Regions from separate parts of the Homo sapiens genome. Here region 1 is linked to region 2. A link is a loop called in an ENCODE intact Hi-C map of the cell type or tissue named here. Cell type or tissue: tibial artery. All regions are shown on one strand.

What was found. Hi-C counts contacts between places; a loop is a spot of excess contacts. Peaks named below come from ENCODE experiments on the same cell type or tissue, not always from the same donor. Only the 100,000 strongest peaks of a DNase experiment are listed, where the experiment ranks them.
Region 1: it touches region 2 in a loop (9-fold over the local background); 29 of 110 quality-filtered maps call a loop at or near these places.

The regions. Positions count from the first base shown.
Region 1 is chr4:3,769,748-3,772,247 of GRCh38, forward strand. No RefSeq gene overlaps it. Among named protein-coding and RNA genes, the nearest start is that of ADRA2C, 4.6 kb to the left of the region's middle. RefSeq lists enhancers at 425-1,110, 1,111-1,796. In tibial artery, no CTCF peak of the experiment used is centred here; a DNase peak (open chromatin) is centred at 1,434; H3K4me3 peaks cover 722 bases; H3K27ac peaks cover 2,500 bases.
Region 2 is chr4:3,879,558-3,882,057 of GRCh38, forward strand. No RefSeq gene overlaps it. Among named protein-coding and RNA genes, the nearest start is that of ADRA2C, 110 kb to the left of the region's middle. RefSeq lists enhancers at 1-502, 503-1,058 and a silencer at 1,257-1,316. In tibial artery, a CTCF peak has its summit at 1,258 (motif pointing left); a DNase peak (open chromatin) is centred at 1,244; H3K27me3 peaks cover 2,087 bases.

The sequences.
Region 1 (2,500 bases), 110 kb before region 2:
TTGCCAGAGTTGGCCCTTGGAGAACCCCCTCGCCGCAGCTGCCTGGCTTCCACCCCAGATGATGGGTCTTCAGGATACCCCAGCTGGGAAGAGCTCTCCCAGCCGTGTCCACAGCTGGCACATGTGCTAATGCTCACACCTGCTGTGTGCTAGTCTCAGACACAGGTGGGGAGATACAGACAGCAGTGGGGGCAGGGGAGGGGTGGAGAACATGGCCAGTCAAGGCCGATGAGGACATCCCTGACCTCCCCCGACCAGGCCTGGGCAGGGAGTCCTGAACTGTTGGCCCAGCTTGTCCTGGAGCTGTTGTACTGGCTCAGACAAATCCCTGCTCTCTGGGCCTCGGTGCCCCACCTGGGAAGTGGAGGGGGTCCTGGGAGCCCTCTTGGGCCCTGCCAGGCCTGCCAATCTGTTGGGCAATCTATCCCCTGAGCCTGGGACCACAGGAGACCCCACCTCAGAGACTCCATGGCTGACATCGCACCCAGGGACACTCTGAGGGCAGGCCTTGGGCTGCGAGAGAATCACTGTACACACATGAAAAAGACTCCAGAGCTCAGGATTTCTGCTCCAGAATCTGCATCTTACCAAGCCGGCAGGAGGGGTCCAAAACTCACAACTGCAAGACGGGAGGGCAGACCCCCAACCCCTCACCTGCCAGCACTCAAGACCCCAAGTCCCGCCCAGGGCACCCTTCCCTTGAGAGCACCAGCATTTCATGGGATAACTCGTACATTTCATGGGACTCAGAGAGGTGGATTAACCTGCCTGAGGTCACACAGCTGGTGATAAGACCCAACAGGGCCCAGGTTTCCTGGCCCCAAATTCAACCAGATAACAAGTATTTCTTGAGTATCTCCACCATTTCCTACTGCCTCCTGGGAGGTCTTCAGGAATGGGCAACTTCCCACAGCTGAGGGCAGACCCCACGTGGAGGCACAGCATGATGAGCAAGGGTTTGGAGGTAGGAGGTGCAAGTGTGTTTTAGGAAATGGGGTGCCAGCATGGGGAGGGGGAGACAATGCAGACAGGAGGCTGGACAGAGGGGCCGTGTGCCAGGCTGCAGGGGAGAAGCTGGTGGGAGGGTGCTTGGACAGAGTGTCAGGTTTTGATCTGACCCCCTGGGGGCTGTGAGGTCTGCAGAGGAAATGCAACCTCCCAGGGCTGGAGCCTGCCCTGTCACCTGCTCAGCAGTGTGGCCGACTGAGCATGTCACCTCTGAACTGCAGATCCTCCTCCCTGCAAGGGGATAACCACAGCCCCCCCACACCCAGGGATCCTGGGAGATTAACTTCGAGGATACAGCAGGGCACGCAGCCTGGTACACGCTCGGGGAAGAATGTCAGCAAACCTTCCTCCTCTTCCCGTCCTGACCCTGCCAGTCACACCCTCCAGGGCTATGGCCGGGACTGCAGCCGGCAGATGTTCACCACTCGATCTTGGTTGCCGCCTGGAGAGACTTTCTTTTCAGCTGGATAAACAGAGACAGAAACCTGGCTTCTCACCCTGCCTGCTGCAGGGACACGTGTCACCTTGCTCTGAGTCCTGGTGTCTTCATCCATGAAGGGGGCACTGACACCCACCCCGAGGGTAAGATGAGCCCCGAGTGCCTCCAAACCCAGCCCAGGAACCACCCGCCAAGGGGACTTCTCAACGCCCAGAGCAGGGCCCTCCCCTCTGCCGACCTGTCCACCACGGCCCCTGACTTCCTGAGTGGCTCTCCTCTCCACGGACGAGGCCTGGGCCTGCCTCACTTCTTCATGCCGACTTCATGGATCCAGAGTGGCCTGATGTCAACCCCCATATGTGGTTGTGGAAACTGAGGCCTAGAGGTGACTGTGTGGCCAGGGACCCCTAGGGGTGAGGGGGCAGAGCAAACTGTGGACTCAGAAAGGTCCCTCTGCAGAGAGCCTGGGCTCTGATCTCACCCCGTCCCAAGCAAGCCACAGAGCAGCGTTTTCCACGACCGGTTTCCTGGGCAGAGCTCCCCGTTGGGCTCTTGGGAGATTTCAGGCAAAATAAAATAAAGCAGCCACTACCGACGGAGGAGGGCTTGCCCTGTGTGGAGGGTGCTGGCTCGAACGCCGTCCTGCTCAGGGTTCCTGTGTACCTGGCCCAAGCCTGTCACAGATGCAGCTCCTACCAGATATACATAGACATGCATATGTTTTCATTAACTCCTGTATTTTAATCCTATGGCTGTTGGTAGGAAAGGAGGGAAAAGAAAGAATCCAAATATTCCATTGCAGCTCAGTATGGAATTCAAAAGGAAATATTCCTTGGTGCAGGCAGCAATGTTAGTACTTTATAGAAGCAGCTCCAGGCTTTGGATCCTGCCCCCGACTCCGGGGGTGGGGGCTGGAGGGTGGGGGAAACACGTTGCCGTGGCACTTGCTGGCGAGGAAGCCGCCCTTCCCGGCTGTGCTGGCAGCCGGCTGTATTTTTCTATCACATCCATCGGCAGGGCTCAAATATTCCGTGCCGTGTCGGATCAAAACAC
Region 2 (2,500 bases):
GTCAGAACTCACAGGTGGGGGATGAGGAACCGGATCATTCACGGAGGGGAGAGATAGCAGAGGTCAGAGGTTCTCCCTAAACCAGCAGAGATGAATCCAAAGCCCCGGGTGGAGGCCCGGTGGCAATGAGGTATCAGAGGAGCCAGGAAAGTCTGGCCAGGAGGAGTCTGCTAGGGCTCAGCACTGAAGCGCCACGGAAGGAGTCTATAGAGGCTGCAGCTGTGTTCCGGTTCGGAAGCCGAGGAGGAGCGCGTGAGAGCCACAGCCCCGGCGCGAGAACCACAGCCCCGGCGCGAGAGCCACAGCCCCGGCGTGGGAACCACAGTCCCGGCGCGAGAGCCGCAGCCCCAGCGTGGGAACCACAGCCCCGACGCGAGCAGCTCAGCAGGGCCCACTTGTTTCCTTATTAATTTTTACTTTCAGCCACATGCAATTAACAGTGTATTGTTAATTTGCCAACAATAACAACAGGCTCAAATCAGCCATGACCACCCGCCGGCGGGAGGGGCCTCCCTGCGTGGAGTTGGCCTCTACCCCAAGATCTGCATCCCACACTCAGGCCTGCTGCCCTCTGGCCTCTGCCCAGGCTGTGCCCTGGACCCAGACGCTGCTCCCTCAGCCCAGTCCTTTTGGGTGTCTCTGACCTTCCTTCAAGATGCACCCAAGCAAGGCGACCCCTGTGCAGGAAGGGCCCAGCCCTTTGACTGGGCAGGCTGCGCTCTGTTCACTAGGTACCCATGTTGGGTAGGGACCTGTGGCCACAATCCTGGTGTCTCCCACCCCTGTCCAGAACAGGTGCGGACTAAGCGTCTGCTGCGCTGCCAGGGCGCTGTCAGGATGGCGCCCAGAGGACGGGCTGCTGCCCTGGGGCTGCCTGAGGAGGGTCCGCAGAAGTTCCCTCTCGAGCGGGAGGAGGGGATTTGCATATTCACTTAGAAGGATGAAGCGCTGCGGGGAACCTTCCCACCCCCAAGGAGCTGTTCTGCCCAGATGCTGAGCTGGGAGCCGTCCCTCCCCCGGCCACACGCCTGCAGGTGACCCCCCTGCCCCGCCCCGCCACCAGGCCTGGGCACCCCAACCTCCACCCCTGCCAGAGGCGCCTGCACCGGGTTCCTCCTGCAGATCTGCAAACTCACGCCCGCCCAGCTCAGGCTCTGCAGCCCAGTTCTCATCGTTTCACGGGCTGAGGCCGGCTCCCGCGCAGGAAGGCGGGGTTTGCTGCCACCTGCTGTCCATTCGCCATAAGAGGTGGGACGCACGTTCACCTGAGAGCTTGGGGAGGAGAGAGGAAGGAAGGAGAAATTGAGGGAGGAGAGGGGAAGAAGGGAGGAAAGAGGGGAGGGGAGGCAAGAAGAGGTGAGAAGAGGACAGGAGGAGGAAAGAGATGGGTGACGGGGAGACGGGAAGGAAGAGGGAGGGCCTTCCTGGAAGAAAGAGCTGGATAGGCCTTGGACAGACCTGGGCTTAGATTCTGGCTGTGTGACCTTGGGTGGTTAATCAACGTCTCTGGGCCTTATTTCCTTTATCCACAAAGAGGCGATGACAAAGCCTCCGCCTCCATGAGAGCAGCCATGAAGTGTCATGATCCCTGCTGAGGAAACCGAGGCTCCCAGAGGCGGACGGTGGAGAGGTGGGGCCGCACCGCTGGCTGCCTGAGTCCTGGAGCCCCGGACACCCTTCAGTGCAGCGAGGGTCTGCCGCCATGCCCCAGGGTCTCCTTGGAGGCTAGAAGTTGTCTGTTTCTCACCCCTGGTGTTACATTGAACCAAAGATGGCACCACAGCCCACGGGCGTAACTTTTTATATTTTTAAGTTGGATACATGGAGCTACTTGGCGTTTGCTTCCATCACATCGTTGAGGAAAGAGGTGGTTGCTTATGGTACCCCTGTTTTTACTGCAACCTGCAATGGATGAGAACCTCCCTGTTGCAGAGAGCAAAACACTGAACTAAATTGTGCTGTAACACAGCCCTGTGTTGGGGGATTGGGAGTGATCATGCAAACGCTTGCAAATTTGCACAGTGACAGAGACAATCGTTTGGGCAGCTGTTCACTATATGAAAAGGCAATTGACCAAAAGTCAGTTACTGAGCTATCTCAATATGTTCATTTTATTTTAACTTTTGGCAGCAGGCTGCAATTAAAGGAGAGAAAGAAAACAAAGTGATAAGTGTAAGATAATGTACACACATGTGTAAAAGAAAATGACAAGACAGGATGACTATTTGTCTCTTGGTTAGCTCCTTGGGCTCTATGTCTCCTTCCTCAGAGAACCTCGTTTTCCTTTGTCCAAATTTGTTAGGGTGGATAATCCACGCGCCTGCTCCCCCATGATGGAAGCCAAAGACGTCCCTGGAGCCGCCTCCCGCTGCACCCTTTCCTGCACTGCCCACATGGACACAACTCAGCTGATTAGACTTCCTCTCAGAACTTTAGTCTTGAGCAAAGGAATTAAAGGGTGAAGTGACTGAAGGTATGCCCTTCCAAAGTGGTACGTGAG